2 separate regions of the Homo sapiens genome follow, and region 2 is linked to region 1. The links are chromatin loops, found by intact Hi-C in ENCODE. Cell type or tissue: gastrocnemius medialis. All regions are shown on one strand. Links, peaks and the distances in the headings refer to the core of each region. The heading gives the core; the rest is flanking DNA. Region 1 overlaps LINC00693 (long intergenic non-protein coding RNA 693). Region 2 overlaps LINC00693 (long intergenic non-protein coding RNA 693).

Evidence for each region. A loop is a pair of places that touch in the nucleus more often than their neighbours do. Peaks named below come from ENCODE experiments on the same cell type or tissue, not always from the same donor. Only the 100,000 strongest peaks of a DNase experiment are listed, where the experiment ranks them.
Region 2: it touches region 1 in a loop (2.9-fold over the local background); 1 of 110 quality-filtered maps calls a loop at or near these places.

The regions. Positions count from the first base shown.
Region 1 is chr3:28,734,762-28,751,449 of GRCh38, reverse strand. The region is part of intron 2 of LINC00693 (long intergenic non-protein coding RNA 693); the gene reads right to left. Among named protein-coding and RNA genes, the nearest start is that of LINC00693, 170 kb to the right of the region's middle. In gastrocnemius medialis, for the core only: no CTCF peak of the experiment used is centred there; no DNase peak of the experiment used is centred there; H3K27ac peaks cover 4,000 bases.
Region 2 is chr3:28,668,394-28,685,081 of GRCh38, reverse strand. The region is part of intron 2 of LINC00693 (long intergenic non-protein coding RNA 693); the gene reads right to left. Among named protein-coding and RNA genes, the nearest start is that of LINC00693, 100 kb to the right of the region's middle. In gastrocnemius medialis, for the core only: no CTCF peak of the experiment used is centred there; a DNase peak (open chromatin) is centred at 10,701; H3K27ac peaks cover 2,409 bases.

The sequences.
Region 1 (16,688 bases), core at 7,220-11,219:
TATTTTTTCCAAAACCCAGCTCCTGGATTCATCGATTTTTTGAAGGGTTTTTCATGTTTCTAGATTCTTCAGTTCAGCTCTGATCTTGGTTATTTCTTGTTTTTTTTTCTAGCCTTGTGGTTTGTTTCCTCTTGGTTCTCTAGTTGTTTTAAGTGATTTTAGGTTGTTAACTTGAGATCTTTCTAGCTTTTGGATGTGGGCATTTAGAGCTATAAATTTCCCTCTTAACACTGCCTTGGCTGCATCCAGAGATTATGGTAGATTGTATCTTTGTTCTCAGTAGTTTCAAAGAACTTCTTTATTTCTGCCTTAATTTCATTATTTACCTAGGAGTCATTCAGGAGCAGGTTGTTCAATTTCCACATAGGCGTGTGGTTTTGAGTGAATTACTTAATCTTGAGTTATAATTTGATTGCACTGTGGTCTGAGAGATGGTTTGTTATGATTTCAGTTCTTTTACATTTGCTGAGGAGAGTTTTAGTTCCGATTATGTGGTCAGTTTTAGAGTAAGAGTCATGCAGTGATGAGAAGAATGTATATTCTGTTTTTTGGGGGTGAAGAGTTCTGTAGATATCTATCAGGTCCACCTAATGGAGAGCTGAGTTTGGGTCCTGAATATCTTTGTTAATTTTCTGTCTCTGTGATCTATCTAATACCGTCAGTGGGGTGTTAAAGTCTCCCACTACTACTGTGTGGGAGTCTAAATCTCTTTGAAGGTCTCTAAGAACTTACTTTGTGAATCTGAGGGCTCCTGTGTTGGGTGCATATATATTTAGGATAGTTAGCTCTTCTTGTTAAATTGAACCCTTTACCATTATGTAATGCCCTTGCCTTTTTTGATCTTTGGTAGTTTAAAATCTATTTTGCCAGTAATTAGGATGGCAGTCCTTGTTTTTTTCTGTTTTCCATTTGCTTCATAAATTTTCCTCCATCCCTTTATTTTGGAGCCTATGTGTGTCTTTGCATGTGAAATGGGTCTCTTGAAGACAGCATACTGATGGATCTTGGTTCTTTATTTAAATTGCCATTTTGTGTCTTTTAATTGGAGCATTTAGCCCATTTACATTTAAGGTTAGTGGTATTGTTATATGTGGACTTGATCCTGTCATCATGACGCTAGCCGGTTATTTTGTAGACTTGTTTATGTGTTGGGAATGAGGTTTTTGAGTTACGCTTTGCTCATTCACTATAGTTCTATTGCAGAGCTTCATGCCATGATGGAAATGTTCTGTGCTGTCTAATATAGAAGTCACTAGCCACTGGTAGCTTTGAGTTCCTGAAATGAAGCTACCATGATTAAGAAACTAAATTTTAAATTATACTTAATCTTAATTAATTTGAGCTTAAATAGCAATGTGTGCAGGTACAGTAAACTTGTACTAGCATACTGGATAGTGAAAGTTTACTATATTTTAGAGATCGTTTCATGTAAGCTCCTATTCAATAGCCTCTGGGCCTGTGATGGGAGGGGCTGCCATAAAGATCTCTGATACGCCCTGGAGACATTTTTCCTATTGTCTTGGTGATTAACATTTGGTTCCTCATTACTTGTGCAAATTTCTACAGCCAGCTTGACTTTCTCTCAAGAAAATATATTTTTTCTATTGCATTATCAGGCTCAAATTTTTCAAACTTTTATGCTCTGCTTTCCTTTTAAATGCACATTCCTATTTCAGATCATTTCCCTCAAGTTCAAAGTTCCACAGATTTCTAGGGCAGGTGTAAAATGCCATCAGTCTCTTTGCTAAAGTATACCAAGAGTAACCTTTGCTCCAGTTCCCAAGATTCTTCATCTCCATCTGAGACCAATTCAGCCTAGACTTCATTGTCCATATCATTATCAGCATTTTGGTGAAAGCCATTCAACCAGTCTCTAGGAAGTTCCAAACTTTTCCACATATTCCTGTCTTCCTCTGAGTCCTCCAAACTGTTCCAACCTCTGCCTGTTACCCAATTCCAAAGTGGATTCCACATTTTTGGGTATCTTTATAGCAACACCTACTCTCTGTAGCACCAATTTACTGTATTAGTCTGTTCTCACATTGCTATGAAGAAATATCCAAGACTAGATAATTTATGAAGGAAAGGAGTTCAGTTGACTCGCAGTTGCACATGGCTGGGGAGGCCTCAGGAAACTTAAAATGATCCCAGAAGGGGAAGCAAACACACTTTCCTTCACATGGCAGCAGGAGTCAGAAATGCCAAGCAAAGTGGGGAAAAGCCCCTTATAAAACCATCAGATCTCAAGAGAACTCATTCATTAACAAGAGAACAGCAAGAGGGTAACTGCCCCCAAGATTAAATTACTTCCCACTGGGTCCTTCTCACAACACTTGGGGATTATGGGAACTACAATTCAAGATGAGATTTGTGTGGGGACACATCCAAACCATATTAGTATGATTTTACATATTAAAGAATAATTAACCCTGAGATGCATTCTCAGAGAGCTCATTCCTAGGCACATCTGCCAGGGCAGCTAAAAGTTACATAAAACACATAGACATTTCCATTAACAAAGATCGACACACAGGAGTCCTTGTAGGAGGCATTTGCTAAAGCCTAGGCTACAGGCCTTCTGTAGCAATATGTCAATAACTAACCAGTGTCAGATGAACAAGAGCCCTCTGCAGTGTTTCTGTCTTTGCCAGTCTTAACTTCCCATCTACCAGCTCCTTAGAGAAGATCTATACATACAATGCAATTCAAGAGAAGACTATATTACATCAGATCCACTTTAGAGGTACTACTAATCATCATGAGCCCCATGCCCACCATCCCAGTGCTGTCAGTCTTATCCTTTAAAAATACAGGAGACCTAGTATAAAACCTCCAGTGCTTGTTGGCAACTGCCCACCTCTTTGACCTAGGTGAGTTGAAGGAAGGACATGCTGACCCATTGCATCTCCAATAGCACCCAGCTCTCATTCTTCTGAAATGTTTCCTGTGATGTGTCAGGACTTCATGCCACAGATAAAGTAGATGCTTCATAATCCACAATGTGGCTAAACTACCCACTATTCCCAGTATGGTTTGCAGCTGAAACATGTCTAGTGGATCACAGGGAATCCTAACTTAGGGCAGCCATCACAATCTGAATCCTTGTACCCCAAGTTGCTCCTCGTTTTCTGTCTGGTTCAACTGGTCTCCCAGATCTTTTTCCCTATGCCACTTGAGGCATACTCCTTTGAGGAACTTGCATAAGGATGCTTTTTGTACTGGTTTGAATGTTATCTATCATTACTTTTGGGTCTTTATAGACACTGGCTTCCTAAATGTTCAAAATCCCTTTCTCCTTTCCAAACCATTTTTCTCACTAATATGTGTGAATGTAGCAGAGAATGTTGGTCCCTTACTGTATCCCTCAGGTCTTACAAAGACCAGCCTTGAAACTGCCATTAACTGCATCTCTTTGCATGAGGTTTGTTTTGTTTTGTTTCTCGAGAAACTATTCTGTCCAGGTATGGTGATCTATGAATATCTGGGTATTAACTCACCTTGAGAGGAGTCCTCAACCAGTTACTGATAGGAGTCCAGGGCAAATGTTCTAAATTATTTCCCAGAATTTTTTCATAGGCTTTAGCTCTAGCTGTGCACAGTCATAGCTGGCTCCATATCATACCCTTTGTTGTCTGCCTTACTTTTCCTGTCATTCTTTCCCTCTCTTCTTACTGGCATTTGCTATACCTCCCAAATAAACTACTTGCTCTCAAGTCCTTGTCTCAGGGTCACTTCTGGGGGACTAAAACTAAGCCAATAGAAAACTACCTTTTTCTAATTCTAGTCACTTCAGTCATTTCAGAAATGCCTTAACTTTATGTACATATAGATATATGTATACATAAATATGTATTTCCAGTCTATGTCAATTGAATTTATAAATAACTATATATATATATATATATATGCAGCTGACATTTAAGTTTTTATATATTTTGTTGTGTGCTGGTTTTGTCTTTCCTGTAAGTTGATAAGATGCTCAAAGGCCAGGAGTGCAGCACCTCCTTCTTCTATAATTTTACACGATGCCTGGTGTGATGCTCCACAGAGTGAATATTCATTTAACCAGGGCTGAGAGACAAGGGGCCATGGAGGTCAGGTCTGTTTGTCCTGCGGGCTTGTCAAGGGTGAGAAATCTCCTAAGATAAAAAAATTGTGATGCTGTTTCCAACCCTTTGAAGGATGAACCTGGAAGCCTAAAATGAGAGCTGGCCCTGAGACAGGGCACCAAGTCAGAACATCAGTCCTGTGGCACATGCTATGCCCTCCAGGCCACTGGGACATGAAATCCTGTGTAATCAGATACGTTCTCTTGACCTGTTTCTGAGTGACAGTCCAGTTTGGGGTGAACTGGGCTACATGAGCTAGACAGACCAATGTGAGGCCCATTTCTGGGAGAACTTTCCTAAAAACCCTGGGCCTTTGCTGCAAATCAATAGAATTATTAAATATCTCAAAGCATATTACAGAACAGGGTGCTAATAGGTGAGGGTCCAATATAGGTAAAGAAGAGGTCCTACTTTGACCCACCTTACACTCCAGAAGTGAAATATTTATGGGGTACTTAATAGCGGTGAGCGATGAGTAATACTAATGCCACTAACCGCAAATACCTTATTTTTGCTTAGGCCTCTCATCTCCCTCTTGGGCCAGGAGGACTTTATGGCATTTCCACTTGTCTATTTCCCTTCCTAACTAGAATAAAGGCTAATTTATCAAACATTCTAAACCTGGAATCTTTATTAACTAGCTCCCCCAGGACACAAAGATTCTAAAGGACCTTCTGAATCAAACAAAGGTGAAATGACACTCGGTGTTATTTCAGAGTTGAGTATTTTGTTGCATTATTTCTAAGCCTTTTACAACTGACAATCCAGATAAAGTATTGATTAAACAGATCACTCTGCATCCTCAACTTGGCTGCTAACAGAGTTCACTGTAATATAGTTTTGGCCCTTGTTGGTTGAGTCTAGTGCCTCAAGAGCAAATTACCACCGAAGACCTCACACACTCAGCACCTCACAGAAACCTTGCCGTGACTCCAGGTGCGTGGGGCAGGCCTGCCCACAGAATGCAGCCTCCCACAAGCTGTGAGATTCTAAAAGAACTTTTCTAAGGCTTTTTCTGAGGAAAGCACACCAACATATGGCTTTATATGAATCCTGCTGATTGAGGAAACTTTAGATTCTACAGAAGCTTTCTAAAAATAATTCCAATTTGAATAGAAAGTCGAGTCCTTTACAGAGCCCAGACTGTTTTGTTCTCCCATCACATGGGAACTTGAAGAGGCCACAACAATGACAAGCAGACAGAGCAATGTGTAATTCATCCAGAAATGAACTGCCAACAGAATTACAAACAGCTGTCACAATGGCTGGGATAAAAGCCAGAATTAAGAAGGGCATGGAAGGGAAGCACAATAATAACCAGAGACCTCTAAGCACCAAATGTGAAGGCACACAGAACATATTCTCGTGACCTTCCTCTAACTTCCACCTCCATCCACGCAGAATGCTTCATCTGACAGTCAGATAAATTCACTTAGAAAATAAATCATCATTTACATACAATGTATTGAAAATAGACACGAGCCAGAACAACCAAGTTTCAGAGTAAAGTACTAGAAGAGCTGATCAATTCAAAAGTGTTTTGCACATTCTTTAGAGAAGAAATTTGCCGCTAAATTTTCTCATATATGCATGAGAGATGCAATACCAAGGAATGTTTAATTATACTCACCTTCAAAGCTACATGTCTACTGAAAGAAAACTGTGGCAAAATAGAAAACAGGAAACACATTCCATAAGGCTGATTCACTCTCTGGGATTTTTACATGTAGGAGTGCCATTATCGCATAAAAATGGTATCTTGTGTTGCCAACAATATTACCCATACATACGGAAGACTTCAGCACTTTCTTAGGAATCGCATTAAAAACATACCATACTATCCCAAATTGTGCTCAAGTTTGCATAGAAGTTATCATTGGCTATTTAACCTGTAGTAAGTTATTAAACATTACCCCTTGGTAGTCTCATTAATGTCTAAAGTACTTGAATATTAAAGATTACCTTTTATAAAGTCACTTCTAAATCAGCCCGGTCTCTACTCCTAAGGCAGCTTAACATCTCTTCACCTTAGTTTTATATCATCCCTTTTCTTTCACCTCAAAAATACATTTGTCCTTGAGAAGCTCTAGGTGTTATTAATGAAGAATGGATACGGGAATATTTATCATGTTAAGTGTTTTTATGATGCTGATGGTGCTTCGAAGAAGACTAAGGCTCTTACATAAACACTGTTGTACACATTTCTGACTTTGCAACTAGAGTATGTACTCCCTGAAAGCTGAGGCCATCCCTTCTGCATGCTCTTTTTGTAAGCTTCATAATGCCCAGCAGAATGCTGGAGACTAAAGTGACTATATTTTCTGAATAAAAAATTAGATGGTCTCTGCAAGGAGATATTTTGCAGTTCTGACAAACCAGGATTAGGTATCCCAATGCTTCCAAAAATAGGTTCCAGACAAGTATTCCTGATAATAAATGGTGCCAATGATTCACCTCCTGGAGACCTTCCCATTTTTTTCCATTTACTCCTCTCCTAATTTTACCTGTAACCTACTGCTGGAGGTGGGAGGAGATGAGGAAAGGAGAGTAAAAGGAGACAATTTTCTCTAAATGACTTCCAGCATTCCTAGCTCTATATCTGAAGAATGGGGGCTCTCAACAAAGTCTTAAATGTAAGATTTTATTTAAGATGCAGCTTACTGATGCCAATACTGCAAGAATTTTGCCAGATTATCACAACTGGGGAAGGAGGCCTTAGGAGGCTGTTGACCCACAGGGTAAGACAGAGGCCAGACCCAGGAGTTTTTGGTCTTCTAAACTTAATCCTATCCCTCTTGAACCTTTGCATACTGATGCTCACAGGAAATGAAGAAGGCAGAGACAGTGAAGTTTGGCAGGGGTGAGTCTGTCTTTCTTTGGGAGTGCTGGGAGTGGAGCTGGTTGTTACATGTTTGGGAGAGACACCCAGGAAATAAGAGAGAATTCTGCTCATTACTAAGACATATTTATGATATATAATAGGCACTCATCTAGCTAACTCTATTCTGGGTTTCAATTGCCTCATCTGTAACATGGGATTACTGAGTGTCTTGATTACATTGATCATCTTATATTCATGCATGGCATTCATACAATTGTTCTAATCAACTGGACCTGTCAATGGGAAAGTCCCCTTTGCTGTAGCCCAAAGAAGGTTACTCAGGTCAGCTCCCAAAACGGATTCACGTAAAGTTTTTGCTTCCAAGTCTATACCAGTAAATTTCCAATCTATCAGGCCTTCCAAAGCTGCGATTCACAGGAACCAAGTTCCCAGGGAGGAAATGAATATAAACAGAGTTCACATTTGTCTGTGTGTGGCCTACCCAGATGTAAACAGATTACTCAACCAGGGCAAACACATGAGGTGCCAACATCAAACTCGAACAGTGACAGTGCCAATTATGACTGGGCTTGCCTTCTTGAATTTGAAATGTCACTTACATTGGAGAAATGTTCAGTATGTAAAAGCCCTGTGAAAGATAAACCAACCATACCACTATGACTTTCATTCCCATACATGTCATGAGAAAGAAGCCAAGTAGAATAACCAACTTGCTGTGCTGTGCTGCAAACCTTCAAATGCCATGATTTTTGAAGAAATAGAATTATTCGATGTAGTCCACAAGTCATATGAACATAAAGGCCCTGGAGGGCCCCCAGGCAAATGAAGAGGGCTGGGTGGGCACAGTGTGAAACCTAAGAGTGTGGGACTCAGTTCCAGCGATCACTTGCTATGAGGCTACAAGGGGCCGGAACTTCCTATTTTTTCAAGAGAAGACAAAAATCAAGATTGTTTATGGGAAGCTTCCTAACATTAAAATGTTGGCAATGACAAACTTTTTAAATTACTGTGCAGGCAAACAAGACACAGCTATGGGCCAGATTCAGCTTGTGAGTTGCCAAATTCCTAGGCTTCTTCTATAGATAAAATTATAGACATGGAAAATGTCAGATTTCAATGGTTTTAATGTAAGCAGTGTATAGTGTAAAAATGTCAGCCTAGGAGTCAAGAAACTTGTACATCTGTGCTAGATCTGTTGTGTTCTTATGAAGAAAAGGTGGGCAAATCACTTGCCTTCCTGGAGTCTTCATTTCCTACCCTCTGAAATGGAGGTAGACCTCAAGGTTATTGTGAGGATTATACCAAAGTGGGCAATGATACAAGAACAGCACTCAGTGCACTGCCTAGTATATTACACCATAGTCCACTTTGCATCTCTGTTTTCACAGCTGAAAATTTGGGATAATAATAATTTTACGTCAAAGAAGCTATTGTTTGAATTAAGTGGGATAATACAAACAAAGGGCTTAGCACAGTGCCTGACAGAGAGTAAGAGCTCAATAAATATTTGTTATTATTATTATTTGTAACCAACAAACTTTTAGTTCTAAATTTTACAGACACAGATACAGAGACCTAGAGAGAAAGATGGTTTATCAATAGCCCCAGTTGTGTGTAGCAAACTCAGAATCAAGAAACAGGTCTCCTGACTTCTGACTGGCAAACTTATCCATGAAGTTCTAGTTTCAACAAAACTCTTGGCTCACAAAGTGCTCTTATTTTATATTGGCTTCATCAGTATATTCAATATTAATCAATAGGCTGGGATCATTTTTGTTGTTAGTGATTTATAAAGTTGATATGATTGTATCTTAATTTATTGATAAAGTAGGAGAGGAACAGGGAAGAAAAATATTGGCAGATTTTCTCCATTATATAAAGTCCAAAAAAAGTTTGTACTTTTCCATAAAATTCAAAGGATTAACTAATTTTTATTTTTAGAAAACCTACTGCATGAAATGGCCTGCATTCTGATTCATTATATAAAATTAGAGTTTTGTTGTCTTTCCTATAACAGCACTGAAACCAACATCCTTCATGATTCCAATAATATGTTTGACATCTGCAGAAAAAGAATGCTATCCTATTTAAATAGATAAAGTTATCCCAAACCACTGTTTAGGTAAACAGGGCTTATGTATATAAATAATGTCTAGGTAAAACACTCAGGAATCTAACTTTGAAAGCAAAACTTCATAAATATTTAGAAAACAAGGTGAGAGACAGTATTGTAAAGAATCAACAAAATTGAAAGTTCCAAAAACATGTAGTTTACTTAATATGGGCCAGAAAATAGGGCCCTATTTTTAATAATAATTTGTTCATTGCCTACTACCTCTCATTCCTACTTACCTCTCATTCATCTGCATTCCATATCTTTTGTTCTCTTCAGTTCTACATATCTTGTCCCCCTTAAGGACCTAACACTCTACAGTCTCCCCTTATTTTCTCTCATGTTCCCATCCAGTCTCCGTGAACACCTATGGTGAGATCAGTCTAGTCAGAAAGTCTATATTAAACATATGCTCCATCACCTTTTAACCAGTCCCAGAGCAGGTGCTTGGAGCAACCTTAGAAAGTCTTGTTCTCTCAGAGAGTTATCTCATTCTGCTACTTCTCTCATGTTTTCTAAGTTTTCCATTTGTTTAAAGACTTAATTAATACTAACTAGGAGTCAGCCACTGACCCAACCCACTCAGGTTCATTGATTCAACAAATGGCAATCTCAGGTGGCCATTTATACCTCCATCCAGGTATGTCCTTAGTTACTATTCAAAACTGTGGAAATAACCACACTAAGCAACTTTAAAGTCTTTACTTTCTTGATGATATTTTAAGCTCCTTCAGAAAAGGGAATGAGTATTGTTGGCATTTGGAAACATTTCTCCTACCAAACACATAGTAAAATGTCCTTCACTTAGTAAGCATCCTAGTAATAACTTGTTAAATTATGGCTCAAATTTATGTCTGATCATCATTTTAAAACACCTTTATCTCTTAAAATTCTCAGTGCTTTCCCAGGAGAAAGTAGAGATGAACTCATTACTATACCTGGCAAAGTGAAAAGCCCAAACTGGATTGCTGTCGCCCTTCTAGTTTGTTACACAACTAGAATATGAAGCTGGTTAGAAATCACATCCATCCAGGCTGCCAGATCTATCAAGCATCCTATCGAAGATATTAACATATGAGCTCGTTAGAGTGCGATTTATGCATTACCATCATAGATAATGGAGACGAAAAGGAACCCGTCAAATCACAGGGCCTATTTGTCTGCTCAAGGAAAGTGTTAAATTAAAATGATTATTTATATATGTTCTGTAGAGCTTTGAAGACTTTATTCTTTATATTCCCTTGACAATTTGGCAAGGGGCAAAGAGCACAGTGGTCCCCCACTATTTGTGGTTTAGCTTTCCATGGTTTCAGTTACCCACTGCCAACTGCAATCCAAAAATGGGTGGATAGTACAGTAAGATATTTGGAGAGAAAGGCCACATTTACATAACATTTATTACAGTATTTTGTTATGATTGTTCTATTTTATGGTTAGTTATTGTTGTTAATCTCTTACTGTGCCTAATTTATAAATTAAACTTTATCATAAGTATATACGTATAGGAAAAATCATAGTATATACTGTATAGGGTTTGTTACTATCTGCAGTTCCAGGCATCCACTGGGGGTCTTAGAATGTATCCCCTGCAGATAAAGGGAGACTACTGTATGTCCATTTTATATGGGTGAAGAAGAGAGTAACCCATATTCTTCAGAGATTCCAGTTCTGTCCCCTGAGCTCAGACAATGAAATGTTTAGGTCACAGATTTCAGGATAAAAATTCTCTGACAGGTTTATATGTTCCTAATCAGAGTACAAAAGTTAATTATAATGAAGTTTACTGTCATTTTATAGGCATGACTTTACATAATGAGGCCATTTATTTCTTTATAAAATGTAGTTACAATTCAGATATTCAGCTGCAAGCTGAACAGTAGTGGCTTAGCAATGGCTTCATGGACCAAAATAGAGATATAAATAGCGCAATCATTCCTTAGGTAATTTATTACCTACTCATTCACTTAGGAAAGGTTTTTTTCATAAAATGGAGCTCTTTATTAAAACAACTAACTACCTTTCTTTATATTTACCAAAACAATAGAAAGAACAATAGCAAAAGAAATTCAAACAGCTAGATACAATTAGGTGGCACATCCACAAACCTTATACTGTTATTTGTCACTTCGCAATCTAAGCATGATCACAAACACACAACTAATTAGTCCTCGTGCTATCCTTAAGTTTTTTGCTGTGTGTGTGTGTATGTGTGTGTGTGTGTGTGTGCGTGCGTGTGTTGGGTGACACGCTTTGCTCAAAGCCATCTGTCCAGCATTATGAGTGTCTAAACTCTATGTGATCTTTCTTATATTTAAGTTTTCACTTTCTCTAACATTCACACTAACAAAAAAAATACATCTCTGTTGTCTGCCTGCTATTTAGTACAGAGTATTCCCTCTTTCTCTTTCCAAGTTTCCTGATTGCCCTTCTCTTTATTGTCTTTGCAGAAAGGAAAAAACAGGCAGTCTAGAGATACGACAAATTTTATGACACCACTGCAGGTTAGTTTCTAATTTGGAAAGTAGTTCTGAAAGTTTAAGGAGTTGCTGTGTGTATTACTCTAAAGTTCAGTCTACAAGCCTCCACAGCTGCTGCCCTGATTAGCTGACTCAAATACAGCTCAGATACTATACTATTTTAAAAGGACTTGGAATTACCTAAACATCAATCTATTTCAGACTTTCTTCCTTTAAAAAATGTAAATATTTTCCTTACACAGTACACAACACACACATACACACATACTATTTAAGTGCCCAAAGGAACTGCACTGTATTAGATATTTTGACATTTTTTTTCCTAGAACTTTGTAACAGGCAATACTGACTCAGACAGACATGTAGTGAGCATTCAGCAAACACTACATAAATCATGAACTGTGAAGAGACAATGCAATGTCTGTCCCACATATGACAGCCTAAGGGCTTTTGAGGTGGAGAAACAAAGATAGATATAAAACTAGGAAAAACTGTCCAATCTCTAATGATACCTATGTCTAGTAGGCTCAGGAGCCTGAAAGATTTTTGGTTTGCTTATCAAACCAAAAGAAGTAGAACTAGCAAAGCGGCTTGACAAATTTAAAAGGAAAGTGGCTCAAATGAGGCAGGAGATTCTTAAAGGGGGAAATTATCATATTATCATAAAGATCCAAATGAACCTTAAAAGAAAGGATTGTGAAAAAATAGTGCTAACCAAGTGGCTGCACAGGCAGATCTCTCATAGGCTTATATTTTCAAAGACTCTTCACAAAGAAAGAAAAAATGTCCAAGGTGAAGAATGCATACAAAGTCTCAGGAAGGCTAAAGCAGAGAAAGAACTAAGGACTTTTGATAAAATTGTGAAGAAATAAAAGTGCCTTTTCTTCTATGAGTCCTTTTTTAAAGCTCACTCCAAAAAGAAAAACAAAAGATAGGTTAGCTAATTGTAGTACAGTTAATGTTCATAGAAGAAAAAACCAGACCACTCTTTTGCAGTCATTTTCTCTATCAGGATGGTTTTCAAACAAAAAGGGCCAAAATTAACAAAGAGAATATTCGTTTATTTATTTTACTGGCTGATTACTTAAATTATTTATTAATGTCTAAATGCTAGGAATTGCACCAGCATCTGGAAAAAAATGTTGGTGCATAAGGCAAACATGGTCTTTTGACCTCATGGAACTTGAATTCTAGTGCATTTAAAACAGAAAAGGAAATCTGACAGCTTCCTTAATATAGTCACACACACATCCTCCAAGGTTAGTAAAGAAGTTATCTATCACTCGTTTGGCAACCTTGAAGTGCTAAAGATTCATTTTATTAATAGAGCTGTCAGATTTCTTTACAATGTCTAAGAGATGATGAGGAAATAGTAATAGAGCACTTGACTGATTGAGTTTGAGACTCCAGGACCAAATAAATCAGATTCTAAAATACTGAAATATTTTATGCGGTAACTGTAAAACATATAGTGAATTTTATTCTTTAAAACTCTTATAAGAATTTCAAAAACTACACAAATATTAAGTGCTTTTTTTTTTTTTTTAACAATTCTAACCATATAGAGAGACTACAGAAGAAGACATAGTTATGGGATCACGATAATGTTGCAATCGAGGTCCTTATGCACATATTTTAATGGAGTGGCGTGCTGGAGCCCACTCATATAGACTCAGTACAGCCAATTGTGTGCATCTCTCCCCAATTCTGCATTTAGGGATGGCACATTAGTAACCTGGACTTGACCATAATGGGAGTATTTACAGCATGGACAGTGGTAAGTACTACAACGAGATTTTCTTCCTTTCTTCCTTCCTTTTTTCCTTCCCTTCCTTCCTCCCTCATCCTCTTCCTTCCTTTCATTTCTCTCCTCCTTCTTCTCCTTTGTTCTGGAGAGCAACTGGTAAAACATTTACCAGTACACTAATGTTTTAATATAATATGCTGTGACTTCTGAAGAATTGTTTCCCAGAGGGTTTTCTGGATGTGTACAATTTTAATTTTCATAGATGCCACCAGGTTATTTTTCATACTGTAAAAATTTATACTATGATTATAAGCATATGAATGTGTATGTGTGTGTGTGTGTGTGTGTGTGTGTATATATATATATATATATATTTAAACTGAGTCCTCACCAGTCATATGATGAATGTTCTACCTGCTTTTTATTTTAACCAATGAAACAGATAAAAAATTGTGTCCATTATTGTTTTAATTTGTGATACCCAGATTACAAATGAGATAGGGGATCTTTTTTTTTCCCATACAGGTACCAGCAATTTGCATTTCTCTTCTGTGAACTGCCTGTTCATGTACTTTGCTTATTTTTCAACTTTAGTCATTTACTTTTTATCACTTAGTCTGATCAGATGAGTTATATATTATATGAACTTTTGTTCTGTCATTTGTTACAAGTATTTTCCCTACTCTATTTTTGATCTTTAGACTTTGTCTTGATATCTTTTGCCAAACATTTTCAGCAAAAAAAGTGTTTATCTTTTTTTTGTGGTTCTTGGGTTTTGTGTTTGATTTAAGCAGTTCTCCCCATATCAAAGGCTTCAAGAAAAGTAAGATGATTAAGTGGTTAAGAGCTTGGACTCTGCACACAAAGAGCTTTAGTTTGAATCCTAGCTCTTCCACTCTGAATGCCAGGCAGCTTTAAGTCTGTTTCTCATCTATAAGTTGGGCAAAGAATACCAAATTTATGGGGCTATTATGATGAATAAATATTTAACTATGTATTGTGAAATTTTCTGTTCATCTCTCCTCATTGTACTGTCTCCCCTATCCGGAAATGTCTACATTGGTTCAATTTTCAATTAGTCATATTAGTTCACCAAATGTTTTTACAGACGGAGTATAATAATGGCAGAGAGAGCGGCCAAGATGGCCGATTCAAAGCAGCTAAGGTCTGTGGCACTCACAGAGAGGAATGAAAGTGGCAAGTGAATTTAGCACCTTAAACTGAAGTGTCTAAGTTCTCCCATTGGGACTGACTACACACACTGACTCAACCCATGGAGGATGAAGAAAAGCATGGTGGGCCAACAGCCCACCCAGAAGTGGCATGGAACCAAAGGAACCCTACCCCCAGCCAAAGGAAGTGGCAAGTGATTTTGCAACCCTGCTGGAGAAACCATGCTTCTTCCAGGGATCTTTGCAACCCGTGGGATCAGGAGATCCCCTCGTGAGCTCACACCATCACGACCTGGAGTCTGATACACAGAGCTGTGTGGAGCCTCAGAAGAGCCCCCGCTCAGGCACACACAGACACCCAAGAGTTTTACATACTCTGGCCCTGGGATCCCCAGCAAGGCAGGAGATCTCTCTGTACACATCCCTAGGAAGGGGGCTGAATCCAGGGGGCCAAGAAGCATTGTTCTGCAGGCCCCACTTCTATAGCAACTCATAAGTTAAGACCCTCTAACTTGGAATTCCAGCCAATCAACAGCAACAGGCTGGAGGCTTGAGACAGGACCGAGTTCCTGGAGGGAGGGTTGGCCACCACCTCTGTGGTTTGGTAGACTCAGCTGTTCCAGCCTGCCAGCATTGGAGAATCCAAACAGTCTGGATGAGGAAGGGTCCCCCACAACACAGCACACTTGCTCTAACAAAAAGCAGCCAGACTGCTTCTTTAGGCAGGTCCCTGATCCCATTCCTCTTGATGGGATGAGACCTCCCAACATAGGTCTCCAGCCACCTCCTACAGGTATACTCAGGCCGGCAACAGGTCAGTACCCACCTGGGACGGAGATTCCAGAAAAAGGAGCAGGGTGCCATCTTTGCTGTTTTGCAGGCTTCACTGGTGATACCTCCAGGCATGGGAAAAATGGAGGCAACTAGGGTCTGAAGCAGACCCCCAGCAAACTGCAGCAGCCCTATGGAAGAGTGGCCTGACTGTTAAAAGAAAAACAAACAAACAGAAACAATAATGTCAACAAAAAAGACCCTACAAAAACCCCATTCAAAGGTTAGCAACCTCAAATATTGAAGGTAGATAAGCCCACAAAGATGAGAAAGAATCAATGCAAAAATGCTGAAAACTCAAAAAGCCAGAGTGCCTGTTCTCCTCCAAATGACCGCAACACCTCTCCAGCAAGAGCACAGAACTGGGCTGAGGCTGAGATGGCTGAATTGACAGAAGTAGGCTTCAGAAGGGGGGGTAATAACAAACTTTGCTGAGCTAAAGGAGCATGTTCTAACTCAATGCAAAGAAGCTAAGAAACATGATAAAATAATACAGGAGTTGATAGCCAGAATAGCCAGTTTAGAGAGAAATATAACCAACCTGATGGAGGTAAAAAACACAAGAATTTCACAATGCAATCACAAGTATCAATAGCAGAATAGACCGAGCAGAGGAAAGAATCTCAGAGCTTAAAGACCATCTTTCTGAAATAAGACAAGCAGACAAGAACACAGAAAATAGAATGAAAAGGAATTAAAAAAAAAAAACCTCCAAGCAATACGGGATTATGTTAAGAGACCAAACTTCTGATTTACTGGGGTACCTGAAAGAGATGGAGAGAATGTAACCACGTTGGAAAACATACTTCAGAGTATCATCCAGGAGAACTTCCCCAACCTAGCAAGACAGGCCAACATTCAAAGTCAGGAAATCCACAGAACCCCAGTACAATACTCCATGAGAAGATCAACCCCAAGAAATGTAATCATCAGATTCTCCAAGGTCAAAATGAAAGAAAAAATGTTAAGGGCAGCCAGAGAGAAAGGTCAGGTCACCTACAAAGAAAGCACATCAAACTAATACTGGACCTCTCAGTGGAAACCCTATAAGCCAGAAGAGATTGGGGACCAATATTCAACATTCTTAAAAAAAAAAAAGAAGAAGAATTTCCAACTAAGAATTTCGTATCTGGCCAAACTAAGCTTCATAAGCAAAGGATAAATAAGAAACTTTTCAGACAAAGAAATGCTGAGGGAATTCATCAGCACCAGGCTTGCCTTGCAAGAGCTCTTGAAGGAAGCACTAAATATGGGAAGGAAAAACTGTTACCACTACAAAAACACAATTAAGTACACAGACCAGTAGTAACACAATAAAGCAACCACATAAACAAGTCTACAATATGACCAGCTAGCACCATGATGACAGGATCAAATTCACACGTAACAATGCTAAC
Region 2 (16,688 bases), core at 8,208-12,207, 67 kb after region 1:
ATCCCTAACTCCATTGTGCTCTAGAAGTGAGGGCTTTAATGCCACTCATTTTGCCATAGCAAGCTAAATCCAAGATTTCAAAATAGCTATTTAGCATTGACAACCACCACTATTCACTATGGTCACTTCAAAGACAATTCCAATTTTTCTATTGTGCAGTTTTATGTGGGCAGGGCAAGGGAAACAAACACTGGAGCTCAGGAAGAGTTGGGGGAGACAAAAACTGGGAACATGTTTCTTCCAGGGTTGCTCTGTCTCCAATTTAGTATTTGTATAGCAAAATCACACAATTACCTTCTAGCACCTTGGCAATTTGGAAGTTTCTTTCAATATTTACCCAGCAAGCATGTGTCAGGCACTATGCTGGGATCCAGGAATAAAGAGACTAGTCTCTCCCAGTAAGATCCAAATATTCCATGTCTAATAGGCTCTTCCTTACTATTTTTTGGGCCACTATAAGGAAAATATTCATTACTTCTTTCTGATACTTTCCCTTTCACTCTTTCCTTTTTTCAGTAAAAGGCATTAACCATAGCATAAAAAGATGATGTTAGGTACAGAGTTCTGCTGTCCCAGTAATCTAGAGCAGATGCCTTAAGTGTTCTACATCCTAGCCACCATCCCACAGGCCATGTTGAAAGGTAACAAGGGCCAGGCACAGTGGCTCATGCCTGTAATCCCAGCATTTGGGAGGTGGGTGGATCACCTGAGGTCAGCAATTCGAGACCAGCCTGGCCAACGTGGTGAAACCCTGTCTCTACTAAAAATACAAAAATTAGCCAGGCATAGTGGGGGGCACCTGTAATCTCAGCTACTTGGGAGGCTGAGGCAGGAAAATCACTTGAACCCGTGAGGCGGAGGTTGCAGTGAGCCAAGACCACACCATTGCACTCCAGCCTGGGCAACAAGAGCAAAACTCCATCAAAGAAAAGAAAAGAAAAGGAGAAGAGAAGAGAAGGAAAGGAAGAGAAGAGAAGAGAAAGAAGAGAGAAGAGAAGAGAAGAGAAGAGAAAAGAGAAGAAACGAAGGTAACAGGTCAGTAGACTCAGCATTAACTACCCCCCACCTAATTCCCACCTCTTACATTCACGTTATTGGTGTAAAAGTAAAGAGAAAAAGAAGGAGGCTGCAGAACTGAAGAATTTCTCAAGATTAGCTCTTCTCCTCTCTCCCAACACTGGAGAGGGAGGGAGGCTCCATGAAAAGGAGAGGGAACATTGTGTACCTTAATTGGGGTAAGTTTAGTCACTGAGCTTGCTAGCAAGTCCTTATACCACTGGAGGTAGGTAAAGAGCACTGGGTGGATATGGTATAAAAAGGGAAAGTTTCCTGCTCCTGAAATGTGTGTAAATTAGAGCTGAACATACCAGTAGACAACAGAGATGGAAACACTGTAAACACAGATGACACTGTATTATAGTCGTGCCAGGCACAGCTATAGGATACGGCAAAGGATGGGAGGTGTTCAGCTAGGGATCAACTAGAAGATGGAGTAGAGTCTTGCATAGGGAGCCACTTAAGATGAGACTGTTATCAGGAGGCCTGATGGAGCCACCACCCATGCTCAAGGATTTCATGGACTCAATCGCAAACTAGGTCAGCAATTAGGGCCAACCAAGAAGAGTCATGCAACTTCACTATGGACAGGCATACAAGGCAACATTTTCATCTCATTCCCTTCCTCATTGCCCTCAACATCAATCAGAGTCATCATTCCAAGAAGGCAGAGCAAAAAGTGCGTAAGAGAACAGACCATAACCCAGACCCCACCACTCCTAGCCACCAGAGCCACAAGTTTAGCCTTGATTAGGGGGATGATGGGGTTGAGAGGGAGGGAGGACAGCTGAGATTAAGAAATATCAACTAAATAGAAGTTTGAAGTTTTTACATTGTTTTGTTTGTTTTATCCATCCCCCTAAGCATTTATTTATTGAGTTACAAACAATCCAATTACACTCCTTTAGTAGGTTTTACATTGTTAACACTGAGACTTAAAAACTTTAAGTGGGACTGTTTTAATAAGAAATAAGAATGTGGATTTTGCTAGAGCAAATTCGTAACAGGTTTTGGAAAAAATAAAACAATTTCACATATGATGCTGATGGGGTACAGGAAACACTAGCCCCAAATGTGGCACCTTACAATACTCAGTATTTCAAGCTGAAGGAAACTGAGAAAGCCACAGAAGCAGAAAGATCTCTCTGAACTTCTTTCCTGAAGCCTCTTGTGTGGCAGATGATCTGCCCTATATCCGAAGGGAGGGAATGCTATCCAGAGAGGCCAAGAACAATCTCAAGAAACAGACCTTGCTACTTCCCCCACCCCCAGTTTATTACCATTCAGTCATACTCCTTTTTCATCTAATCATACTTCTACATGTCTGTCCGTTCTTCATCAAACCTAAGCATAAAAATACATGATCTTCCCTATGTTTGGGGGTCTTCATTTCTGAAGACTCTCATATCCCATAATATTTGGCTAATAAATTTGCTTTGCTTTTCTCTGGCTTAAATCTTCCTTTTCTTTTACGGAACTCAGTCATAAACCTTGTGATGAGTGAGGAAAAGTTATGACTTTTTCTCCCCTACAATATCAAAGCATTCAGACAAAAGGAAACAAGGAAATTCTCAAACATATACATCAAACTGCAGCTAGTGAAAAAGTTATGAGATGACATTACTGTTCTACAAAGAAACCTAGTGTGTGTGTAGGAAGGGTGCATGGGAAATTCTGCCCTATTTGTCATTTTCCAGCTATTTGGAGTTATATCAGAGAGAGATGCTTCTTGTCTTGATTGCCAAAGGCATTTAAATTTGGCAGAACTCCTGGCTTAAATGTTTGCAAATTGTTCATACTTATAACTGGGATCTCTTTCTACAAAAGAGTAGAGAATAGAAAATTGCACTCTGCATTTTTCTCTGTGAACCTTCTTCTTGCTTCTCGTCTTCATGGTTGCCTATTAATAGTGATCGCCTTTGGAAAGGAGATCAGAAATTGCTTCAGAAAGGGTCTGTTCTTCCAAATGATATTGGTAAGATGAGGTGTTTTTTTCTTTAATAAATCTGTTTCTCTTCTGATCTCCTCACTTTGCAGCTAAAGTCTTTCAACCTCCTTGGGATGAAAGAAGTACTGCAGAATATTGATTTTTTACTTCCCCTATAAATTCATGACAAATGTTGAACAAAAGCTTATCTGGAAGTTTAGACATCCAATTAAAATTTTGCTCGCAAGTGAAAATTCCTCTTAAGAAAAGAAAAAGAACTCCAACTTCTTTGCACTCTCATACATCTTCATCTCACTGGTGACATGTCCCAGGGACCAGTCTCAAAAAATTGATCTCAGAATTAACTTGAGGTGTGTGTGTGTGTTGAAAGTGAGAAGCATCACTCAACATTTTTGCTTGCTTTGGGTCAAAAAGAAAGCAAGACACGGCATCTACCTGGAAGGGTCACGTGGTTTTGTAAATTAGGGGGCAATTTAGACCCAGAGGCTGGGTGAGTGAGTCTGTCTGGGGTGAAATGAAGACACATAGGGCTCAGAAGGGAAAAGCATGTTATTTCAGGCAAGGGATAAATATAAGTGCAGAGGCAGAAAACATGAGGGCATGGAGGGAAGCCTGAACATGTATGAGCAAAGCATCTCAGAACAGTGATGCATTGCCTAGGAGACCAACACATGGTTTGTACGACAAGAAGTCAGAAAAAAAGTCTGGCAACGGAATTGAAGCAGCCTTGCATGGGATTTCATAGAAGTCTCAGTAATTGAACTGGTTCTTTGCTCACTTTTTTTAAACCTCTGATCCTCTTTTTTTTTTTTTTCATCTATTAGCATCCTCTGCCACAACTTTACCTGATAATCTTTATCTACTTCTTTATGCCTCTTCTCCAACTACAAATTGAAACTATTACTGGAAAGGTAAAACGACATTTGGTAAAAGAAACACTGTGAATTATGTGAAATTATTAATCAAATATTGGAAAGATGATTATAATTCTGCTATCCAAATTAGAAAGATAAATGCCTAGATACACATACATATACAGGCATACCCGCCCATACACATATGTGCACATAGGCTCACATGTACATGCACATGTATACACATGCAAACATGCATGGTCATGGCTATACATTAATATACATGCATATTTGTGCTCACACACAACATAACATAAAGAAATGAAAAGCAAAAGAAAATAATCTTTCTCCACTTTAGAAACAAAGCTGTTTTTAAAAGAAGAAGCTGCCAATCTTTTCACCTCACAGGGTTCATTGTGTAATCCTAAATTCTACAGTGCTTTCCCACAGAATAATAATAACAATAACTTGATTATCATTTCTCTGCAGGGCCACAGAACAACTTTGAGTGATGAATTTAGAGGCAAAAACCTCTACAATCCCAAATTCCTCACTTCCTTACATGGGTGTGGCCCCAGGAGTTCCAAAGCATTGCCATCTTCCATGTTTTTCACCTTTCTTACTGCACCCATCTTGTCTCTCCATAGCATTCTGCATTTGTTTTGATTTACAGTTTTCACATCATCTTGGGGAAGCAGACACACAGATATATAAGCAGAGCATCAAAAAAGAGATAACTGCTCAGGGAGCCATCTGGGGAGAGGCACCAAGCTCAAGTTCTATACCCTAATAGCCATTGCTTAGATGTATTTTAGAGTGGGTAAGCAGTTGAAGGTTATATGCTCACACAGGAAAAGCTTGAGTAGAAACCTCTAGAGTAGTGGTCCCTCTTGGGATGGTCAACCCACTCTTTTGCAACTGTATTTGACAGGACTTTTTCACTTGTTAATATCGAAATTCCCACACAAACTGGCTTAAGCAAACAAAGTGAATGTACTGACTTATGTAACAGAAAAGGCAGCGCGATATCCAGGCTCTCAATCAACACTCCCAAATAAAATCAATCTCAATTTCAACCTCAATCAATTTCCCTTGCTTTCTGCCCCTCCCCTCTCTCATTTTCTTGACTCTGCTTTACTCTGTAAAGGGACTCATTCTCAAGGGGCTCTCCCCAGGTAACCACAAAGATGCCTAGGCTCCTATTCTACATCCCTTGCCCAGTAACTCCAGCAAAAGCCTTGAAGACCCTTCCTATGGGCCTGATCTTTGTCATCCGACTATACCAAAGTGATCCTTGTGGACAGGAGCCTGCTCTACTCTCACTGGCCAGGCTTTCCAACCAACAGTCAGCTGTCAAGAGCCGTGAGGGGTCTGAGATCTTACCTTCCTTGCCAGTTAAGAAGAGAGCCTCCCACAGCTTCACACATGCTGCTAGACCCTTGGGTCAGAGACAAAAAACTTGATTACTCATGGCACAGAAAGCAGTCTGTGCTTCATATTCACATTGGCTCCCCTTGCTCCACAAGTCCCTTGAAAAACATACAGAGTGGCCCAGGTAGGTGCTGCATACATACAGTTGATTTGCCTCATATGTGAGGGCCTCAAGTTTAGGAAACCCCTGATCTTAGAAGGAGGCTGCTAGCAAACCTGCTCACCCTTCACCCTGGAGGGAGATATTATCTTTATTATTCTAGTCAGGAAACAAACCTAGCCATTTCCTGCAGGGAAGCCCTATCTCTATTATCCAAGGCTGTTTACTATAAACATCCTTGAAAAGATCCTCTGAAACAAGAGCTGACACAAGATGTGCAGAAATATGAAAGATCCACAAGAATTGTCTTCCAACAATAAGGCTGTAAAGCAGGAGGAATGGGGAGAAGAGGGGTGGGAGGGGTAGTTCTCCATAATGAAGAAACATGTTCTGATACCAGAAAAGAAACACTGAGCAGACCAAAAAAAAAAAAAAAAAAAAAAAGTACTGTCTATGGTCATTGACAGTATCACACTAACTCCAGATGTATCAAATTTCTCTGACTCCTCACCTCACTTTTACCTTCTAGGACTCCCTGGCAATTTTTGCACCTAAGTGAACTGTGTCAATGTCAAATTCAAATTATTATTTCCATCTGACAGTGTGCTTCCCTTAAATTGAACTTCTAAAAAAAAAAAAAATTCTGAAAACCCTGGAGGCAAAACACATCACTCTGGGACCACCCCTTTGCATGGACCAAATGGTGGTAAAGGCCGTGGATTTCTGTCTTAAATGCCTCCATCACTTTTAGACTGATCCCATAGGTTACCTGAATTTGATAATGTGGCGCCTTCATGATCACTCCCCTCTAACTCCTGAAGTGCACACAACTCAAAAGGAAAATTAGAATTCAATATGTAGGTAGGGAGGTTAGTGCTGTGCTAGAGTAAGTGAGTAAATAGCAGACTTGGGTTCATAATCTGCTTTGTCATGTAACTGCGATGACCCTACCTGTCCATGAATTCTGAGGAATGCTTTGATTTTCCTTGAGCACAGGTTCCATGGATGGAATCTAGGAAGAGAAGATTGGCGAGAAAAGACACAAGCAAGGTGTGGAGTCCAAGAAGGGGCAAAATTTCCCCAGAGAAATAGGCGATGCCAAAGGAAAGGACAACCCCAAGAAGGAAGGCATTTGAAATTCCACAAGACTATCTTCGAAATAATTCCATTATTTTGAGCCAAAAATGTTTCTGAAAACTTTGACCTTATTATGCATAAGGGGTACTACATTTCAAAGATACACGAATTAGTTCTTTCAGTCACAGACATGGTTTTATTAACTTCAGCATCAGATTACCCAAGGAAGGAGTTTTAAGGGAGACACTGTTTTGAGCTGATAATGATACAGAACGGCTGGGCTCCCCGCTAAACCTCACCCTAGAGCTGGGAACTGAGGCCCTAACTGAAAACAGCTGACCCTGTTTTTCCATCCAAATGTTGCTTTTTTGGCCTGCCCTCCCCCTATCCTGTGCCCATAAAAGACTTCAGCTGGCGGAACAACACAAATGGCTGAGCGTTGAGGATACAAGCGGCTGAGCGGCGGGCAGAGAAGCAACTGAGGATTGGAGACTACAGAGAGACACCACTAACTTCAGATGGTGCAGCTTCAGAGAGTGGCCCTGCCAGAGATGGCCAGGCTTCAGGGAAATATCACCTTCCCATCCCCTTTCCAGACTCCCTTTCGACTGAGAGCCACCCACCACTCAATAAAGTCTTCTGCATTCATCACCTTTCAAACAGTTAGTGTGACCTGATTCTTCCTGGACGCCAAACAAGAACCCCGGTGCCAAAAGGGCAGGGGCTGCCATCCTGACCCTACACTGAGCTGGTTGGCACTTGGCCATCCCCAGAAGGCAGAGCTGAAGATCACTGGTTGTAACATGCTTGGATGCTGCTGCAGGGCCTGCACAGAGCCTGCTCCTGCCAGAGAGGAGCGACCGGCTGGTTCCAGCATTTGTTAGCTCCAGTTCCTGCACTGGCTTGCACGCTCCCTCTGGCGAGGAGTGGCCAGTGGCGAGCTGAGTGAAACAAGCCACTCCAGTTCCTGCCTGCGAAGGGGTTCAAGGGAACTATCCCGTCTCAATATGACCAAGCAGAGTGTTGGTGATGGAGATGTTGATTCCATCTGCCAATTCTGGGCTCTTTGGCAAAAATTTCAAAAACAGACCTTGCATATGTTCATTTGACAGATAAAGCAGTGCACATAGCAATAGACAAATGCTAGGTAGCAGGTACTCCTTCCCTCCTCTTCTAAGATTTTTCTACAACCTCCAACACTTCAGAATCACATTCATCTACAATGTAATAAAAAATATCTATTTGTCTCTGCCCTCACTTCCTGACACAGAGCTCCTAAAACTCTTGTAACTTTCTGAGTGATAAGGGAAATAGGAGAATCCTTTGTTATAATATTTGGCCTTAGTCTGATTCTTAAGCCAGCTTCTAAGGCCCTTGGAATCTCCAGAGTGGTAGCTTTCAGTATGCAAATGAGATGACTGGTGGCCGGGGACCCTAGATAGCTTCAGGATGGGAGTGGGTCACCAGAAAGACCAGGGCAAGATTGAAGAATTAGAACTTTCACCCCTACCCCCAACCTCTATGGAATGGAAGGGGCTGGAGATCGAGTCAATCACCAATGGCCAATGATTTAATCAATCATGCCTAAGCAATGGGGCCTCCATAAAAAGCCTAAATCTAGGGGTTTGGAGAGTTTCCAGGTTGGTGAATTTATCCACGTCACAGGAGGGTGGCATATTCCAATTCCAAAAAGACAAAAGCTCCTGCACTCAGGACCCTTTCAGTCCTCATCCTATGTACCTCTTTGTTTGGCTGTTCATTTGTATCCTTTACAATATCCTTTATAATAAACCAGTAACGGTAAATAAAGTGTTTTCCTGAGTCCTGTGAGCCATCATGACATATCATTGAACCTGAGGAGGGGGTCATGAGACACCCAATTTGTAGCCACGTCAGGTAAGAATGTGGGTAGTAATCTAGGGACCTACTACTGGCATCTGAAGTAGGGGGCAGTCTTGAGGGATTGAGCTCTTAACTCATGAGGTTGATGCTAACTTGAGTTACTGTCAGAATTGAATTAAATTGTGTGTATATCCAATTGGTATCCCCAGGGAACTGGAAAAGTACAATATATGGAAAACTACTCATTTTTTTGTCAGAAGTTTTGTGAGTAGAGAAACTGATTTCTGTTACAACCCATCCAATCACTCATTGAAAAAATGTTTCGTAGGTATCTACCATGTGTCAGGCACTGCTATGCATTAAAGATTCAGCAGTGACCAAAACATATATGGTCCCTTCCTTCATGGAGTTTATAATCTAAGGTGAAATACGGTTATTCATAAGGTCAAAACACAAATTAATACCATAAAATATTGTGCTAAAGACTAAAAAGGGGAAAAAGGAATAAGCAGTATTACTATACAACATTTTCTTGTATGTTAGGGATGTCTTCTATGAAGAAGTAACAATGTTGCTGAGAGGAAAAGGATGTTCAGGTAGTAATAGGTGAAATTAAAGGAGAGCAGAATGCTTCTCACCAAAAGCAGAGACTCTGTGAAGAGTTGGAAAGAACAGGTGGTATGGTCAGGTCCTGAATGGAGGCAGGTGATACAGTAGAATGGTGAGGAAGGTGCAGATGGGGCAGACAAAGTTGGGAAGTCAGGCAGGGTCCAGTCTGGTGGCCCCATGAGTCAGAATACACAGGCCTCCATATTAGTTCATCTAGCACTGTTATAAAGAAATACCTGAGACTGGGTAATTTATAAAGAAAAGAGGTTTAATTGGCTCACAGTTCTGCAGGCTGTACATGAAGCATAGTACCTTCTGCTTCTGGGGAGGCCTCATGAAACTTTTACTCGTGACGAAAGGCAATGCAGAGGCAGGCATCTTACATGGCAGAAGCAGCACCGAGAGAGAGGGGGGAGATGCCACACACTTTATTTATTTATCTATTTAGAGGCAGAATCTTGCTCTGTCACCCAGGCTAGAGTACAATGGCATGATCTTGGCTCACTGCAACCTCTGCTTCCCTGGTTCAAGCGATTCTTGTGCCTCAGCCTCCCAGGTAACTGGGGCTACAGGCATGTACCAACATGCCCAGCTAGGTTTTGTATTTTTAGTAGAGACAGGTTTTTGCCATGTTTTCCAGGTTGGTCTCAAACTCCTGGCCTCAAGTGATGTATCAGCCTCAGCCTCCCAAAGTGCTGGGATTACAGGTGTGAGCCACTGCACCCGGCTTAACTTTTAAACAACTAGATCTCATGAGAACTCTATCACGAGAACAGCACCAAAGGGATGGTGACCAACCATTCATGAAGGATCCACACCCATGATCCAATCACCTCCCACCAGGCCCCACCTCCAACACTGGGGATTACAGTTGAACACGAGATTTGGGTACCAATAGAGGTCCAGACCATATCACCCTCATAGGCTGGGGCAGGAACTCTGGAAGGTATTAAGAGAGAATAATGCCATCTAATTTATGTTTATAACAGATCACTCCAGCTTCTGCACACATAATGAGCCTTGGTCCAAGAAAAGAGACATGTAGACTATGTAGGGTGCAGATTTTCAGGGTGAGGTCTGAGGACCAATGTCATAAACATCACCTGGGAACTTGTTAGAAAAGCAGATTTTCAGAGCCCCACCCCAGATCTACTGAAACAGAAACTCTGGAGGTGGGGACAAGTAATCTGTGTTTTAATAAACCCTCCAAGGTGATTTTGACGCATATCAAGATCTGAAAAACCACTAGTTTAGGGGATTACTACATCATCATGGGAAGAAACTATGGTGTCTTACAGCAGGATGCTGACAGTAGAGATGGAAACCACTAATCCATGAACAAATCCTAAGTACAATCATGCACCATATATAACGATGTTGCAGTCAACAACAGACACATATACGACAGAGGTCCCATATGATTATACCATATTTTTACTGTGCCTATTCTAACGTTTAGATATACAAATATGTACCACTGTGTTACAATTGATTACAGTAATTGGTCCAGTAACATAGTCTAGGAGCAATAGGCTATGCCATACAGGGTAGGTATGTAAGTAGGCGATTCCATCTATGTTTGTGTAAATACACGCTATATGTTCACACAACAAAATTGTCTCATGACACATTTCTCAGAACACATTCCTGTCACTAAGTGATGCATGACTGTATTAATAGATGTTCCCTACAAATTTGGCAGAGGAGAGTAAATGTAGCACTTCTTAGAGCAATCAGGAGAACAACTGAGTAAGTCAGCAGGTCTTGCAGCACAAAAGGCAGCATGACTGTCTTCCGCATAACTCAGTTTGCATGCTTGAGGCTTTCCTACCCCTAAGGACTTCGGCACTTGAGATTCCTTAAAAAATTGCTACCTCTAAGAGCTAATATTTGAAACATAATTATATTCAGTTCCATTCAACAAGTCTTTACTGAGGACCTGCTGGGTACAGCGTAAGAAACAGAAATAACTCCCACCAGGAAGACCTAGAAAATGATCATGGAGAGGTGGAGGAATTCTATTAAATAGAAGGCAGCAATTGTAGCATAAAAACTGATATAAAAAGCAGAGAAAGGAAAAGTGCCCGCTTGGTGCTTAAGCTGTCCACCATATTTTGCTGGTATAACTGTTCTTTTTTCGGTCCCTTAAAACCCATCCTTCCCCAAACACACATGTATGCATATATGCAGGCACACACCCATAGATATGTCCACTCACTCACAAATGCACAGAGAAGTAATAACATGTTGCACCTCACTCTTCTACAGCTAAAATGGCAAACGCATCAATTTTTGCTTTCCGGAGGAATAAGAACCACCAATTTCATGAACATAGTTTCTTCTATAATCTTGACTTTTAGAATGAGAATGGAACTACTTACAAAAGTGAACAACTGTCTTAGATCAGGTCCCAAAATGCATCCATCCAGAACACGAGATTTGTGGAAAGGGTATTAGTGACCACCCAGTCTGACCTCCTTTAGCAGGAAATGTCAAGGGACTTGCCTAATGTATTGTGTCACAATATCCACAACAGACCTGAAACAAGAGCCTACCTATTTCTCTCAACTTTCTCATGTTACCCTCACTCCCTTCCAAAGAGTCATTACACTGAGAAGGTACTCATTTATATAAAAATATTTGAGTAAACTTCATTCAATGAGCGTGAAAACGTACACTGTAGAATATTCCAGCTTAATCAAGAGGCAGTCTGTTCAAGTAACTCCATGCTCTGAACATTCTGGCTAAGATTTCACTCTGTTTCCTTAGCCACTGTTCTACTCTCAGGGTAAGATGTGCTTGCATGCCGTGAAGATAATCATTAGAGGGATTAGAGACATTTCTGAGTGCACAAGAGTGACACAGAAACCAAGAGAGGCTTCTTCCTTGGCAACATCAATTAGGCAATCCCAATTGTCAGAGTGAAGTAACATCTTACTTCAAACAGAACAGAGTTGGGGAAAAAAAATACACGACAAACATCAAGAAAGCAGCAGTAGCTCCAATAATATCTTTACACAAAAACAAACTTCAAACCTGAACAAGTCTATCAGTCAACATTTGTTTGTCCTTTTTTTTGTTCTCAAAATGAAGAACAGCTGAATGGAGCAGGGATTTTGATGGGGATAGATGGTTTCTATAATTTGGTTCCCCAAAGTTTATTTGTTCTGGTCATTTTCTCTCATTTATCTTAACAGATCAATATCTGTCTTCAGGTGCTCCCCCACAATTTAGCAATCTGAAAAAGAATGAGTTTCTGCAGGAAAACTGTGACTTATTGGTAGAGTTTGGGTTGGGTCATTCACAGCAGATTTGAGTTTGGGGAAAGCTTCCTGAGAAGTACTGATGCCAGTGCACCTGCTAAGTTTAAGATCAAATATTTACTCCATGGAGAATATAATCATTTTTTAATTAAGGAAGCTTAGACATGAATAAAATAACAGAAAAAAATGTATGATTTCTATTCAGTCCTAAAACTGTCAATGACAGAAAATGACTTCCCACGAAGACTGGGAGCTCCCAGCCACTCAGCTATGTCATTCCAGGCATTTTTGGTAACCCAGAAATGCTGTGGCTATGAACGGACTCAGGGAACTGTCCTTCAGGGGAATCTCTTTAATAGATATGTTTTAGGTGCCTGTTTTGCCTAAGGAGGCAGAGAGAGACCTAGTGAGAGAAAATTTAAAGCAACAGAGACAGAGAAAAAAAAAGAGACAGAGACAAGGATACACTGAAAAGAAAAAGAAAAGAAAGGAACAGAAGTAATGCTGTCCAGGCAGAGAGCAGAACACACACACACACACATACATACACACACACACAGAATGGCTGCTTCAGTATTCTTAGTTCACATGCCTCCACCATCAGATGTCCCATTCTCTCTTGTCCTTGGTATTCTTGAGATCCACTTGTGTCCTTAAATGTAGGCCTCTCACAATCAATGCACATGGAAAAGAACGATCCTTTATCTTGATTATTTTGTGGGCACTGATTTTAATTTTTTTCAGTCAACTTGACTCTACTGATCTATATTATGAATGATCATAATCCAACTCACAAATATTAGACTCACAAAGTAAGCAAATACGGTTAGCTCACTCCTTTCCTAAAATCCACTGATGCCTCTCCATTGCTCAGAGAATACAGCTCTGTTTCTCTAACCTGTCTCACTAAGCCCTGCAGGATCTGACCTCCGCTCACCTTTTCAGCCTCTGTTGTCACCTCACCCCACCTCAAACCGTGTTCCATGGACAGAACTATGGACTTCTCTTCATTACTCAAGCCCACCAGGATCTTGTCTCTTCTTCAAGGCTCTCCCTAAAACCTCCACCCCTCCCTCAGGATCCCAAGATTCACTCACCAATCCAATCCCTGGCCCTCAGCAAGTAGAGAAAAGCATTCTCTAAATCTCCTCAACCCCAGTTAGCTACTTTTCTTATGTATCCTCTCAGGACAGCACAGTTGCCCGAATCACAGGCTCTCTGGCCGTGTTGTAACCATCTCCTGACTTGCCTCTCTCCCCACCATGGGATCATGTCTTCCACGTTCACTACTGCTTGCCTAACCTCAACACTGAGGATGATATTTTAAAAGTACAAATTTAGGGTCATTTTAAGCTAAACCATTCTTTGGGGGGGAGGGCAGTTGTGTGTGTATAACAAAAAGGAATTTTCACTAAAAGATATAAGTTAAAGAACTGAATACTTCCAGTATTCCTTATGAAGTTCCATGTCAAGAAATATCTCACTGCCAAATATGAGATTTAACGGTCAAAACAATTCTGGACCAGTGCCATTTGCTTGGCAATGGTGGGAGGACTCTGGGGGGATTTTGCCCTCCATTTTCAGCCAACCTACTGCACAGATAATCAGATTAATTCTCTGAGGTTGAGTTCCCTGGGAAACAGAGCCTAAGACTCTGAGATTTGTGTGCCAGAGGTTTGTCGGGAGTGCCCTTGGGATAAATTCTGGAGGAAAGGGAAGGAAGCGGGATTAGGTAGAGAGAGGACCTATACTGTGATACACTCTCAATAGAGGTCTCTGGATTCAGTGGGGAGTTTGAACGCTTGCAAGGTCCTTTACAGTCGTCTTAAATTGAAGCAAGGGGCTGGGCACTGGTGTGCTAGATAAAAGGTTATTGGATACTCTCTGCCCCTTTCCTCCTGGGAGCAATCACAACCTTGGGCAAAGCAATTCCCAGAGGCAGTGAGCAACTGGGCAGAGAGAATGACATGTGAGAACAGTGTCCCTCACTAGCTGCAGTTGAGAAAATGAATGCCTGGGTCCTAAAGCAGGCACCTGGGCTGCACATCACAGCATCTACTACACTATTTCATCAGGAAGAGAAAGAGGTTCTGATGCTTTTATTACTTATCCCTGGTCAGAACTCATGGGTACGGGGTTATCAATTACAACATCCCTTCAACCAACTGGCAATACAATCGGATATATTTCTCCTTAACATTCCTACAAGGAAATATCTACAGAGCTAGCTCGCATTTTTCAAATAAAAACATAGCTCTATCAAGAGGCTTTTGGTAGTACAGGTGTTCGGCTTTGGTGAGGTGAAAGGTGGGGCTGAAAAAAGAAAAGTTTGGCAGACTTAATTAATAACAGTAAACAATAGCTATACTTTATTTATTCCACAGGCATCCCATGAAAAGGGAACTGAATCCAAATGAGCCTGGATGAATCACAAAGGTCCAGGCCCTCAAAGGGAATTTTCCTGAGGAACTAGGAGAGCATACATAGAAACTCCATGCGTACTTTTTAGCTGAATTGAATGAAAGCTTATGCAAAATTGTGGCACCCATACTTTTATTCTGAAACAGTGAAGTTTTCAGTTCTAGGTCAGTCTTTTAAAGACAAATTAATAAAGATGTTCTGGGGTTTGAGAATTTTAACAGGAGATACAGAAAATAGCAGAAAAGGAAGACTGGTCTTAGAAGACTTGAGTAAGACAAAGGAGGTAAGGGAAGGTAGAACCTTAGTATTGCATTCTGGCTGTGTCTGAGCAAAGGAAGAAAGCTTAGAGGCGTCTAAGAGGGGCTGACAGATGCAGGCCGCAGGAATGGCAGAAATCAATAATATGAAGTCATAAAACCAGACAGGCATTGAACATTTAGATGGCAGAGCAGACCCAGAAAAAAATTGCAGTGTGCTGTGTCAGTATCTGCAAAACAAACAAACAAAAACCATAAAGGTGACATGCTGCAAATGTTGGCAAGGGAGATCCTGGAATTACTTGCTACTCACTAAAAATGTGTAAACTGTCAGTGAGATAGTCCTAATTTATGGTACTGTCTTAAGTTACTTTAGTAACATAAAATTTTAAAGGCTTGCATAGACTCATTTGGGACTTCTATTGCCCATTCTTAGTTTTGAAATAATGGCCTCAACTGTGAATTCTCTTACGAAGGTTTTTAATACCTAATTTCTGTGTTAGGTAGAAGCCATTGCATGTACACACATTTTACTAACGGACATACACACCATCCACTTGCAGCTCACCAAGCTCCCTAATGTGCATGTTTGTCCACAAGCTCCTAGACCCTGACCATGAGTGAGCTACTGGGACCAGAAGGATGGTAATCCCAGCTCTGTCATTTACTATCCTTGAGATCTTGCAAAATTCCCTTAACTACAGAAAGACACAGCTTTCTTATCTCTTAAATAACATAGGAATGAATATTTGAAAAGCCCTGTCCATCTTGCAAGGCTTTCTTAGAGTTTCAAATGAGATTTTATAAGTGAAAGTCACTTATAAACTTTAAGATGCAATATAAACATAAGAAATTATGGTGGCATGTGTAGAGAGTATAGGATTCTGCTCATATTATGTAACGAGTATAGAAATTATCCAGCAAAATTGGTGAGAAAAAAATAGTTTAAATATAAGTTCATTTACATTTGGCCATTTTTCACCCTAATAATACAAGCTACCACAACATGAAACATAATAATAAATGAACTTGCTCATGGTTACTGTGGAAATGCTTTCATAAAACAGCTATGTCTGGTGTGATTTAAAAAAAAAAGCCAATATTTACCAAGTGCACTTAATATGGGCTGGCACTATTCTAAGAGTTTTAGATGTATTAAAACTCATTTAATCCCCATTACACCCCTATGAGGAAGGTAATATTATAATAGTAAACTCACTTTACTAATGAGAAATCTGGGGCTCAGAGAGGTTAATTTGCCCAAGATCACATAAATAGGAGGGGTGGCACCAAGAGCTGAACCCAAGCAGTCTGGCTCCTAACCCAACACAGTGATATACTAGAGAGAGAGAATATCAGCACTAACATTGAAAAGTTGTAACTGTGGGAAGGAGGTAGAAAAGGACGGTCAGGGAAAGAAAATATTTGTAAAATGTTAATCTGCTTAATGTTTTTACCTAACCTCTTCCAAGTGTACAAAACTTTGTGATTAAAAACAAACACCTAGCCCACAAACATACAGTCTAATAACCAGGAGTCTCTTTATTTCTCATAAAGGGATTTATCTGTCCTTAATGGTTCTGCTGTCTGATCTCAGATGGACCTAACCCCATTCCCCATTCTTAATTACCAGCAATTCAATTTGAACCAGGGTAAATGGACAGCTTGATCATATCTGCAGTCTGACACCAGAAATGCTATGACAACCACCCATTTTTCTTTAAAAAAATGATCTCGTAGCTTGTATCATGTCCTGTCTTTCATCTTCTGGAAGAAGAGAGATGGAATGTACAAATAAGCCACACTGTTGGCCAGAAGCCTGTGTGATAA